Linked DNA regions of Homo sapiens: region 2 is linked to region 1. Evidence: read pairs that join two places in POLR2A ChIA-PET (ENCODE). Cell type or tissue: K562. All regions are shown on one strand. Links, peaks and the distances in the headings refer to the core of each region. The heading gives the core; the rest is flanking DNA.

Evidence for each region. Peaks named below come from ENCODE experiments on the same cell type or tissue, not always from the same donor. Only the 100,000 strongest peaks of a DNase experiment are listed, where the experiment ranks them.
Region 2: POLR2A ChIA-PET joins it to region 1 with 5 read pairs; 1 of 35 experiments calls an interaction of 5 or more read pairs at or near these places.

The regions. Positions count from the first base shown.
Region 1 is chr6:37,035,423-37,041,644 of GRCh38, forward strand. No RefSeq gene overlaps it. Among named protein-coding and RNA genes, the nearest start is that of FGD2, 33 kb to the left of the region's middle. In K562, for the core only: no CTCF peak of the experiment used is centred there; DNase peaks (open chromatin) are centred at 3,439 and 4,147.
Region 2 is chr6:37,311,921-37,317,423 of GRCh38, forward strand. It overlaps TBC1D22B (TBC1 domain family member 22B), which reads left to right. Exons shown (of 13, transcript NM_017772.4): 9 at 998-1,104; 10 at 1,896-1,971; 11 at 4,783-4,910; 12 at 5,191-5,286. Among named protein-coding and RNA genes, the nearest start is that of RNF8, 39 kb to the right of the region's middle. RefSeq lists an enhancer at 2,913-3,207. In K562, for the core only: a CTCF peak has its summit at 3,147 (motif pointing left); a DNase peak (open chromatin) is centred at 3,091.

The sequences.
Region 1 (6,222 bases), core at 702-5,701:
CACCACGCCCAGCTAATTTTTTTATTTTTGTAGAGACGGGGGTCTCACCATGTTGGCCAGGCTGGTCTCGAACTCCTGACCTCAGGTGATCCTCCCGCCTTGGCCTCCCAAAGTGCTGGGATTACAAGCGTGAGCCACCGTGCCCGGCTCTAATTTCTCATGTCTTTCAAGGAGACTCAATTCACCTCTCCTTTTCTCTTTCCATCATCAAGCCCAGACTCAGAGAGTGGGTGGGTTCACCCCAGCAGGCTCCTAGTGCTCAGACCAACACCAGTACTGCCACTCCTTGAATGGAGTCAGTACATGAATACATCTTAGACGTTTTAATGAAAGCCAGTTGGAAGTTATGCTTCACTTTCTAGAAACAGGCTTGAGTAAACTTTTTAGAAACATATTTATTTTTGTGGAGCAAGGCAATATATCCTGGTCTGACTTTATTTTTAAAATTATTTTGGGGGGTGGGGGTAAGGGGAGGGAGAGCATTAGGACAAATAGCTAATGCATACAGGGCTTAAAACCTAGATGACGGGTTGATAAGTGCAGCAAACCACCATGGCACATGCATACCTATGTAACAAACCTGCACACTCTGCATATGTATCCCGGAACTTAAAGTAAAATAAATAAACACATAAATACATAAAATTATTTTTAATATACAATAATCCCTTGCTATCCATGGGAGATTGGTTCTGGGAACCGTCCCCCCTCCACCGCAGATACCAAAATCTTCAGATGCTCAAGTCCCTGATATAAAATGGTACCATATTTGCATGTAACCTATGCCCATCCTTCCACATACTTTAAATCGGGGGGGGGTCCCCAAACCCCAGACCGTGGACCAGTACCAGCCTATACCTGTCAGGAACAGAGCCACACAGCAGGAGGCAGGCATCTGGCAAGCTAGCATGACCGTATGAGCTCCCCCTCCTGTCAGATCAGCAGCGGCATTAGATTCTCAGAGGCGCGCAAACCGTATTGCAAACTGAGCATTCGAGGGGTCTAGGCTGCGCGCTCTTTATGAGACTATAACGCCTGATGATCTGAGGTGGAACAGTTTTATGCCCCGGTCAATGGAAAAATTGTCTTCCACAAAACCAGTCCCTGGTGTCAAAAAGTTTGGAGATTGCTGCTTTAAATCATCTCTAGATTATTTATAATGTCTAATATACTGTAAAAAATATGTAAATAGGCTGGGCATGGTGGCTTACACCTGTAATCCTAGCATTTTGGGAGGCCGAGGTGGGCGGACCACCTGAGGTCAGGAGTTTGAGACCAGCCTGGCCAACATGGCGAAACCCCGTCTCTACTAAAAATACAAAAATTAGCTCGGTGTGGTGGTGCGCTCCTGTAATCCCAGCTACTGGGGAAGCTGAGGCAGGAGAATGGCTTGAACCCAAGAGGGGGAGGTTGCAGTGAGCCAAGATCACGCCATTGCACTCCAGGCTGGGTGACAGAGCAAGACTCCATCTCAAAAAAAAAAAAAAAAAAAAATAGCCGGGTGTGGTGGCAGGCACCTACCTGTAATCACAGCTACTCAAGAGGCTGAGGTAGGAGAATCACTTGAACCCAGGAGGCAGAAGTTGCAGTGAGCCAAGATCATGCCATTGCACTCCAGCCTGGGTGACAATAGTGAGACTGTCTCAAAAAAAAAAAAAAGTATATGTATACGTAAATAGTTGTTAGGCTATATTGTTTAGAGAACAATGATTTTTTTTTTTGAGACAGGGTCTCACACCATCACCCAGGTTGAAGTGCAGTGGCCTAATCTCGGCTCACTGCAGTCTCCATCTCCCAGGCTCAAGTAATCCTCCCACCTCGGTCTCCTGAGTAGCTGGGACTACAGGCACATGCCACCACATTCAGCTAATTTTTTTGTATTTTTGGTAGAGATGGGGTTTTGCCATGTTCCTCAGGCTGGAAGAATAATGATTCTTTTTAAAGTCTATATGTATTCAGTACAGATGCAAACACCCATTTTAAAAAATATTTTTGATTCATGGTTGGTTAAATCTGTGGATATGGAACCCACAGATATGGAGGGCTGACTGTATTTTATCATGTCATTAGAATACATCACTTTTTTTGAAGCATAATTTAAAATAAAGTGCATAGAACTTAAGTGTATGGATTGATGACTTTTCATGTGTGTTCACCCACGTAACCATCAAGATCCAGAATGAAGGCTCAGAAGACGTCCAGGGCCCCGGAGGGCTCCCTTGTGCCCCCTCCCAGTCAGTACCCACCCCGCAGTAGTGATTTAATTTTGGATAGGCAATACATTCACATGGTACAATTCAAAAAGTACAAAAGGTAAACTAGAAAATCTCCCTCCCATCCTGCTGCCAGAGACCCATTTTTTGGAGGGGTGGAGGAGAGACAGGGTCTTGCTCTGTCACCCAAGCTGGAGTGCAGTGACACAATCACGGCTCACTACAGCCTTAACCTCCCCGGCTCAAGTGATCCTCCCACCTCAACCTCCTGAATAGCTGGGACTACAGGCGCACTCAGCTGTACCTGGCTAATTGTTTGTATTTTTTGTAGATACAGAGTCTCACCATGTTGTCCAGGCTAGTCTCGAACTCCTGGGCTCAACCCATCTGCTCAGCTCAGCCTCCCAAAGTGTTGAGATTACAGGTGTGAGCCACTGCGTCCAGCCTCAGACACGCATTTTTTCTCCCATGAGAAAATATTACTGGTTTCTTGCAGACGCTTCCAAAGAAAGGAGATACACACACTTTATATATTATATCATATCATATTATACTATATTAATTTTCTCACCTTTTTACACAAAAGATACATAACTAGTCAATTGTGTACTTTTTGCTTAACAACTTACAATGCTAGAATCATTTCAATAATTAGCAAATTAATATATTTACCAAAAAGTGCCCCTTACAAAAGAGTTGGTTTATTAAAATTCAAACCTTCATTACCAAACACTTCAATGATGCTTGGCTTTACAGCCCTCTGAAGGTCCTTAGGCAGTAAGCCCTGCTGCTACATCAGAAAATGCAATTCAATTAGGAAGACGTGATTCATGTTAACTTCTCGGCAGCCCTCCCAATAAACCGTGCTGTGAGATTCTGCCGTCTTGGTATTACCTCTTCCTTTATAGCTGTTATCAATAATAACCACACGGATTTATATTAGCAGTAACTCATGAGCTCTAAAGAACATGTGTAAGACACACACAAAAATGTGACTGAAATTTGAAGCATAAATTGTGGAATTTCTCAAAGGCCTGAATTATTGGAGCTTATTAGGTTGAGGTGAATCAAAGTGGAAAGAACTATTTTGCCCTTTTAGATGTATTAAGCAGTTTTCCTGGGAAATTGGTCAAGAGAACCGACTGGTGTTGTGTGAACTTCTCGGAAAGAGCAGGTCTGGCCCTGCCAGAAGGCAGCTGAGAGAGTTGGGCTGGGCTGAGTTCCAGGAAACAGAGTAGGGGCTAGTTAGGAGTGGGAAGGCTAGCAGGATGATGCAAATTCAAATCCCCAGGTACATCAGCAAGGCCAGAGGGTATAAACAGAGCCCCAAACCAGAGCCACAGCCAGTGGGCAGGGCTCTGGAGCTGGACTGGCTGAGAATGGGCTTAGGTGCAAGTTGGGAGACACTGGATCATCGCCAAGAATAAGGGCAAAGTCTGGCCGAGCGCAGTGGCTCACACCTGTAATCCTAGCACTTTGGGAGGCCAAGGCGGGCAGATCATGAGGACAGGAGTTCGAGACCAGCCTGGCCAATATGGTGAAACCTCGTCTCTACTAAAAATACAAAAATTAGCCGGGCGTGGTGGCACGTGCCTGTAGTCCTAGCTACTCAGGAGGCTGAGGCAGTAGAATTGCTTGAACCCAGGAGGCGGAGGTTGCAGGGAGCCGAGACTGCACCACTGCACCACAGCCTGGGTGACAGAGCGAGACTCCATCTCAAAAAAAAAAAAAAAAAAAAAAAAAAAAAGAATAAGGGCAGGGCAAAGTCCACTAGTCTCTGGGAGAGTGTGTGGGGCACGCTGACTCAGTATGGGAACAGATACATATGGGCTTTGCAAAGGGTCCGCATGGAGAATTGTAACAATAATAGCCCCAAACAGAATCAAGTTCCCTGTGTCCATGCTCTTTTGCAATGTAACTTTGTTGCTTCCACTACCACAAGGTGGAATCTATTTCACCATCCCTTGAATCTGAGTTGGTCTTGTGACTTGCTGTGACCAATAGGATGTGGCAGAAGTGATGCTGAGCAGGCCGGGCGTGGTGGCTAATGCCTGAAATCCCAGCACTTTGGGAGGCAGAGGTGGGTGGATCGCTTGAGGCCAAGAGTTTGAGATCAGCCTGGGCAATGGTAAAATCCAGTCTCTACAAAAAAATTTTTTTAAAATTTAGCCAGGCATGGTGGTATGTACCTGTAGTCCCAGCTACTCTGGAGGCTGAGGTGGGAGGATCACTTGAGCCCAGGGGGCCAAGGTTGCAGTAAGCTATGATCACGCCATTGCACTCCAGCCTTGGTGACAGAGTGAGACTCCATCTCAAAAAAAAAAAAAGTGATGCTGGGCAGCTTCTGAGGCTGGGCTTCTGCTTTCGTGCTTTTGGAGTGCTTTCATAATTACGTGAGGAACCTGGCCTGAAAGACCACAGGAAGAGAGAGGCCCAGGCACCCCAGCCAGTCTAGACCACCTAACCCAGCGAAGCCATTAGCAGACTGTTGCTGTGTGAATGAAAACAGCAGAGGAACCATCTAGCCAACCCACAGAATTGCAAGAATAATAAACAGCTGTTCTAAGTCACTAAGTTTAGGGATGGTTTGTTACACAGCATTACATAACTGATACATCCATCTACACTATCAGCGTACCACTCAGGTCAACAAAGGGTATCTCATGTTGTGCAAACTCAGAATTGAGACCCAAATTGTAAGCATTTTATGTGTTAATAATTATATTCTCCAGAACCCTTTCACATGTTCCTTTTATTTTTCTGAGGCAGGGTCTTGCTCTGCAGCCCAGGCTGGAGTATACTGGCATGATCGTGGCTCACTGAAGCCTTAACCCTCTGGGATCAAGTAATCCTTCCACCTCAGTCTCCTGAGTAGCTGGGACCACAGAAACATGCCACCATGCGTGGGTAATTTTTGTTTGTTTGTTTGTTTTGAGATGGAGTCTCTCTCTTTCGCCCAGGCTGGAGTGCAGTGGCACAATCTCGGCTCACTGAAAGCTCCGCCTCCCGGGTTCACGTCTTTCTCCTGCCTCAACCTCCCGAGTAGCTGGGACTACAGGCGCCCGCCACTGCGCCTGGCTAATTTTTTTTTTGTTTGTATTTTTTTAGTAGAGACGGGGTTTCACTGTGTTAGCCAGGATGGTCTCGATCTCCTTATCTAGTGATCCACTTGCCTCGGCCTCCCAAAGTGCTGGGATTACAGGCGTGAGCCACCACGCCCGGCCATGACTGGCTAATTTTTTAAATTTTTTGTAGAGATGGGATTGCACCATGTTGCCCAGGCTGTTCTCAAATTCCTGGGCTCAAGCAATCCGCCTGCCTCGGCCTTGAAAAGTGCTAGGATTACAGGCATGAGCCACCACGCTCAGCTCCACAGGTTCTATCTAATTTGTCATGACAACCCATTGAGAAAGAGGAAAAGGAAATGTGGTATCTCTCCATTAAACAGATAAGAAAACTGAGGCTCAGAGAGATATGTGGCTGTCCCAAGATTACTCAGCAAATCAGTAAAGGTGCTGTTATAGACTGAACTGTGTCCCCCCAAAACTTATATGATGAAGCCCTAGTCCCCAGTGTGATTATATTTGGAGATAGGACCTTTAAAGAGGTAATTAAGATTAAAGGAGGTCATAAGGGCCTTAATCCAACATGACTGGTATCATAAGTAAAAGAAGAGACAGGCCGCGTATGGTGGCTCACGCCTGTAATCCCAGCAATTTGGGAGGCTAAGGCGGGAGGATTGCCTGAGGTCAGGAGTTTGTGACCAGACTGGCCAACATGGTGAAACCCTGTCTTTACTAAAAATACAAAAATTAGCTGGGCGTGGTTGTGGGCGCCTGTAATCCCAGCTACTCAGGAGGCTGAGGCAGGAGAATCACTTGAACCCAGGAAGTGGAGGTTGCAGTGAGCTGAGATCGTGCCACTGCACTCCAGCCTGGGCAACAAGAGTGAAACTCTGTCTTAAAAAAAGAAAAAAAAAGAAAAAGAAGAGACATCAGGGATGCGTGTG
Region 2 (5,503 bases), core at 504-5,503, 280 kb after region 1:
CTGTGACAGGAAGTGGGAGTTAAACATGGGCTAGGAAGGACACATCACATAGCCTTTTCCTTCTTCAGGTTTCTGGAAGGCTGCTTATGTTTTCCTCACTTGCATCTCAGACGAGACAGATTCTCACTCCTGTTACTCAGTGGGAGGTTTCCATGAGAAGCTAACAGATAGTCCTTTCCAAAGAGGTCTCGTGGCTAGATAAACTTGGGAAATGCTGGATAAACAAAGTTAAGCAGATTTACTTAATGCAGAATTTCTGTTAACTTCTCAAACCCTTTTGTGTGCTGTGATCTTTGCTAATCTCCAAGATGGGGATATCTAATGCAACATTTCTCAACCATATTTGTCTGTGGAACCCCCCCTTTTTTTTGAGTGTTCTGTAGGATTGATGTTTTGCAGAACCCATCTTGAGAAATACCATCTTGTTGGAATTAAGTCCTAGAAGCACTCACAGGCTTGACTCATCTTCCTTTACATGCATACCTTCTCTTTTGAGTGGCAAGACTGTGGGTCTGCCTTATCAGAACTTGGGAATTCCATCTTTAAAATAAACTGTGGGGGCTTTCTGATCCTAGCTGTTCTCCCTATATATGAGTGTGAGTGTGCTAGACAGCTCACTGAGCTGAAATCAAAGAAATTTTCCAGGCCATCTTCAGGGATCTGAGTATAATTCATTGAACATGAGACCTGAAGTATCATTTTCTAAAACTGAACGAACAAATGCCAAGGAAGAGAAAGATATGTTGGACCTGATGGGACTAGCATGAGAAATGGCCTGTCCAGTGTTGTAGTGAGATCTTCAAGAACAAATATGTTCTTGAAGGGACATATTTGCCCACCTGACACAGACAGTAGAGGGGCAGGCCCTTGTTTCTTAACATCAGGTTAGCCTGGTCCTCACTTGGCCTTAAAGACCCCATTGAAGACACTCGAATCTATCTTTCTCTCTCCATTTTTAGATAAGACCTCTGGACTTTCTTCACCTTTTGTTTTACAGAAGAGGATGTGGAGAACTTTGACGTGACCAACTTGTCTCAAGACATGCTGCGAAGCATTGAGGCTGACAGCTTTTGGTGCATGAGCAAGCTGCTGGATGGAATCCAGGTGAGCTGCTTCTGCCCTTGTGGGAACAAACGTCTAGGTCCAGAGGCTCCCAGCAGGGCTTTGGTTTCTTTCTTGCTCTTCTGTATCAGGCAGGACCACCCACCCACCCACTATGGCTCCTCCTCCTTTTCATCCATCTCTATCCTTCTTCATTGGCTTTACAGCTTTCAAACAGCAATGGTGGGTCGGGCACGGTGGCTCACGCCTGTAATCCCAACACTTTGGGAGGCCAAGACTGGAGGATCGCTTGAGCTCAGGAGTTCAAAACCAGCCTAGGCAACATAGAGAGACCCCTTCTCTACAAAAAATTTTAAAATTAGCCAGGCGTGGTGGCGTGTGCCTATAGTACCAGGTCCTCAGTGGGCTAAGGTGGGAGGATCACTTGAGCCTAGGAGGTCAAAGCTGTAGTGAGCCATGATCACACCACTGCACTCCAGCCTGGGCGATAGAGTGAGACCCTATCTCAAAAAAAAAAAAAACAAAACAGTGATGGTGTAGTGTCCCTTGGAGTCTGCAGAAATCTCCATGTTGCCTTGACTTCGTCTTTGGAGTAGACTGCTCCTTTCTGCTCTGTACCCCAAGCACATGGGTTTGCTTCCACACTGCAGGGCTCCATTGGGCTTTCCCCCAACACTGTTGTTCTGTAGATTTCTTTGTTTCCCAGAACACTGTCACTGGCCATTGGTACTAGCTTTGGAAAATGGCCTGAACTTCTAAACGTGTTTCAGTGAATGTCAGGTGATAACACAAGTTAGAGTCCATGTTCATCCTGGGCTCTGTGTCATTTGCAGGATAACTACACCTTTGCACAACCAGGAATCCAGAAGAAGGTGAAGGCACTGGAAGAGCTTGTCAGCCGGATTGATGGTAGGTTCAGAGGGAGAAGAGTTCTCTAGCAATAGCAGAGTTGATTCTGTTATGAGGCGGTTGTGCTTGTGGGTCCTCTCCTCAGCTGTCTTCCTAGCCATGACCCTTTCCAGCGCACTGAGTGCTGCTGGCAGCACCGGGATCCTTCCACATCTCAGCAGGAAGGTGAAGTGAGAACTGTGCTGTTATATCAAGTTCTTCTTTCCCCTTGGTTTCCTATCACCAGGCTCTATCGGTTCTCCTTCAGCAGCTCTCTTCAGTACGCCCGTTCCCCACTTCCCCAGCCACAGCTCTGGTCCAGCTTCCTCCTCAGAGGGCTTGCCTTCTCCATACTCTTCTCTTCCAAACTATCTGTCACGCAATTGCATCTTTCTGCAGCTCTGTTCTGGCCACGTCCCTCTTCTGCTCTGAAGCCTCCCATAGCTCTCCATTGCCTTCAGCATCCAGCCTGTCGTCCGGCCTTGTCCTTCACGTTATGATGTAACTCATAACTCCTGGGCTTGATATGGGGTCCTCAGGCCTGGCTGATACCCCAGCAGGACTTTATACAGCTTCCCAGGACTTGTGTGGGGTGGGGAAATTGAGATGTGGCTCTTCCTAAGGCACATGTCTTTGAGGAACAGCCTTACAGGAATTCCTCAGCTTTGGCCTAGAGTCATAGAATGTTAGAACGAAAGGACAACTCAGGAAGCTCTGCTGTTGACTGATGTTTAAGTGAGGCATGGGGAGAGAAGTCGGTGGGATCTCTAACACTAGTGAAGTTGTAGTAGCTCCCATAGGACTCTGCCTGTCCTGACACCAGCTAACAAATGTTATTCCCAGGCTTTCCTACTCATTGGATTTTCTGCTTCACCCAAGCAAAGCCTTTCTCCCTTACCTGCTGCCCACCCCCACCCCCAACATTGTATATCTTTCTCTCTTCTTTCCCAGGTTCTCTTTTCATGAAAACCTTCATTGAGTTGTTCCACTCACTCTATTTTATGACTTAGCATTTCAATCTTCTGAACCCATTTGTTTATTCACAGTTACTTCCCGTATGTCACATGTGGAATTTTTTTTCCGCTGTGTCTTATCACCCTGGCCCAGCTGTTAGCCCTCACGTTTGGGCCCCTTGTGCAGGTCTCTTGACATCCCTCAACCGGAGCCTAGCACAGAGTGTATGCTGCCCTCTTCTGGGGGATAAGCTGGCTGCCAGAGGCTGGTCATCAATCAAGTTTCAACAGGCAGATGCTGTGGTTTCTGCCACTGTCTGCCCTATCCTTATTTTTTCCGCCCTTACAAATACGTGATACATAAAGGCATAATACTTTGGAATAGTGGATTTTTAAGTATATATATCTTGGATGTTTCTTTGCATTGTAGAAGTAATACTTCCTCATTAAAAAAATTTAAACAGGCTGGGGACGGTGACTCACACCTGTAATCCCAGCCGAGGCAGGAGGATCACTTGAGCCCAGGAGTTCAAGACCAGCCTGGGCAACATGGTGAGACCCCATCTCTACAAAAAATTTAAGAAGTAGCTGGGCATGGTGGCACACGACTGTAGTCCCAGCTACTCAGGAGGTTGAGATGGAAGGATCACTCGAGCCCAGGAGGTCAAGGCTACAGTGAGCCAAGATCGCACCACTGTATTCCAGCCAGGGTGATAAGGTAGGAATCCTTCCTCTCCTTAAATTCTTCTCCCCAGAAATAACTTGTTTTTTGAGATGGAGTCTTGCTCTGTCGCCCAGGCTAGAGTGCACTGGTGCGATCTTGGCTCACTACAGCCTTGACCTCCTGGCTCAAAGGATCTTCCCACCTCAGCCTCCTGAGTTGCTGGAATTATAGGTGCGCACCATGACGCCTGGCCAATTTTTGTATTTTCAGTAAAGACAGGCTTTTGTCATGTTGCCTAGCCTGGTCTTGAGCTCCTGGGCTCAACACTCCGCCCACCTCGGCCTCCCTAAGTGCTGGGATTACAGGTGTGAGCCACAGCACCTGGCCATAACCATTGTTAATAGTTCTTCTTTCAAGAATTGTTTGAAATATTTACCACATTCCAGGTGCCATTGTAAGCACTTTACTTGTGTGTTCTCATTTATCTTCCCTGAAACCCTCTGAGGTGTGAATGATTATTCCCATTTTATAGGGTAGGAAACTGAGGACAGTAATTTAGAAAACAATCCCACTAAGCATTATTTGGAGAGCTGTCCTGTGGAACAGCAATCAGGTTTGTTTGGGCTTGCCTGAGAATATCACACGAACACCAAAGGGTGGGAGTGAGGAGGCAGCTGGTTTTGTTGAATATGGTGAAGCGCTTTCTGGTGAATCACTTCATACATCAGTGGAAGAGGCTTCCCTTGAGTGGAGTTTGTGAGCCCCTTTCGCTGGCAGTGTTCACATCCCTGCTGGCTAGCCATCTGGCGGGGATGCTGAAGAGGAGTTCCTCGCCAGTAGGAGGGTGGCCAAGGTGACCTCCATGGTTCTTTTCAGTTCTGGCTTCTTCTCTGATGAGTACTAAGGTTGAGCAGCCAAGTGAACCTCATTATCCTCTGCTTTGTGGCCAGAGCGGCCCCACAAAGGAAGCGGGGCTCCTAGAACATCACTGGGGGATGTTAAAATAGTTCTGTCTGCTGGGCTGAGTTAACCATGCAGTGTTGCTGTGAGATGATGGAATCAAACATAAAGGACAGTCAGATGGCTGTCTGCCTCCTCTGTGTCTGCTTACCCATGGGAGGGGGCAGTAAGAAGTGGGAGCTGCTATTTTGGCTCCTGTGGCCCTTTCAGGGTCCAGTCCCCTAGGTTGATCCCCAATGATGCTTCCTGTTTCAGAGCAGGTACATAATCACTTCAGGAGGTACGAGGTAGAATACCTGCAGTTTGCCTTCCGCTGGATGAACAACCTGCTTATGCGGGAGCTTCCTCTTCGCTGCACCATCCGCCTGTGGGACACATATCAGGTAGGAGGGATTCCCCGGCCTCTCTGTGCCAGGCTGTCTCTGAGGTGTCCAGCTCTCTGCCATGTTGTGGAATGTAGCTGCTTAGAAGCTTCCCCTTCTCCTCTTTTCTACTTCCATGTCTGCTTTAGCCTCAGGGCAGGGCCTTTGCTAAGTCTCTTCAGAACTCCATCTCCCCAACCGTGAAAGAGTTTCCCACCTCCCAGAAGGAATGGAACTGAGAGGACCAGAGCTGAATCTTTGTCAGGGCTGGGAGACCTAACTCTATTTTTCTGCTTCCCAGTCTGAACCAGAAGGGTTCTCCCACTTTCATCTCTACGTGTGTGCAGCCTTCTTGATCAAGTGGAGGAAAGAGATCTTGGATGAGGAGGATTTTCAGGTGAGTGGCCAAGAGCTTAGTGTGGGCAGGGAATGAACATTAGAATGGGAGTTAGCCCCTCAGTGGGCAGTGCAGACAGAAGGTGCCATAGCAGGTACCTGGCTGGGAGTAGGAAGGGAGAAGGGGTGCTCTGAAGGGGTCGTCCCTCTTAGTTGGCAGGAAGTCACTGGAGCCCAGGGGTTCTTCAGTGTGAGAAGGGTGTTTGTGCCAGAATGGC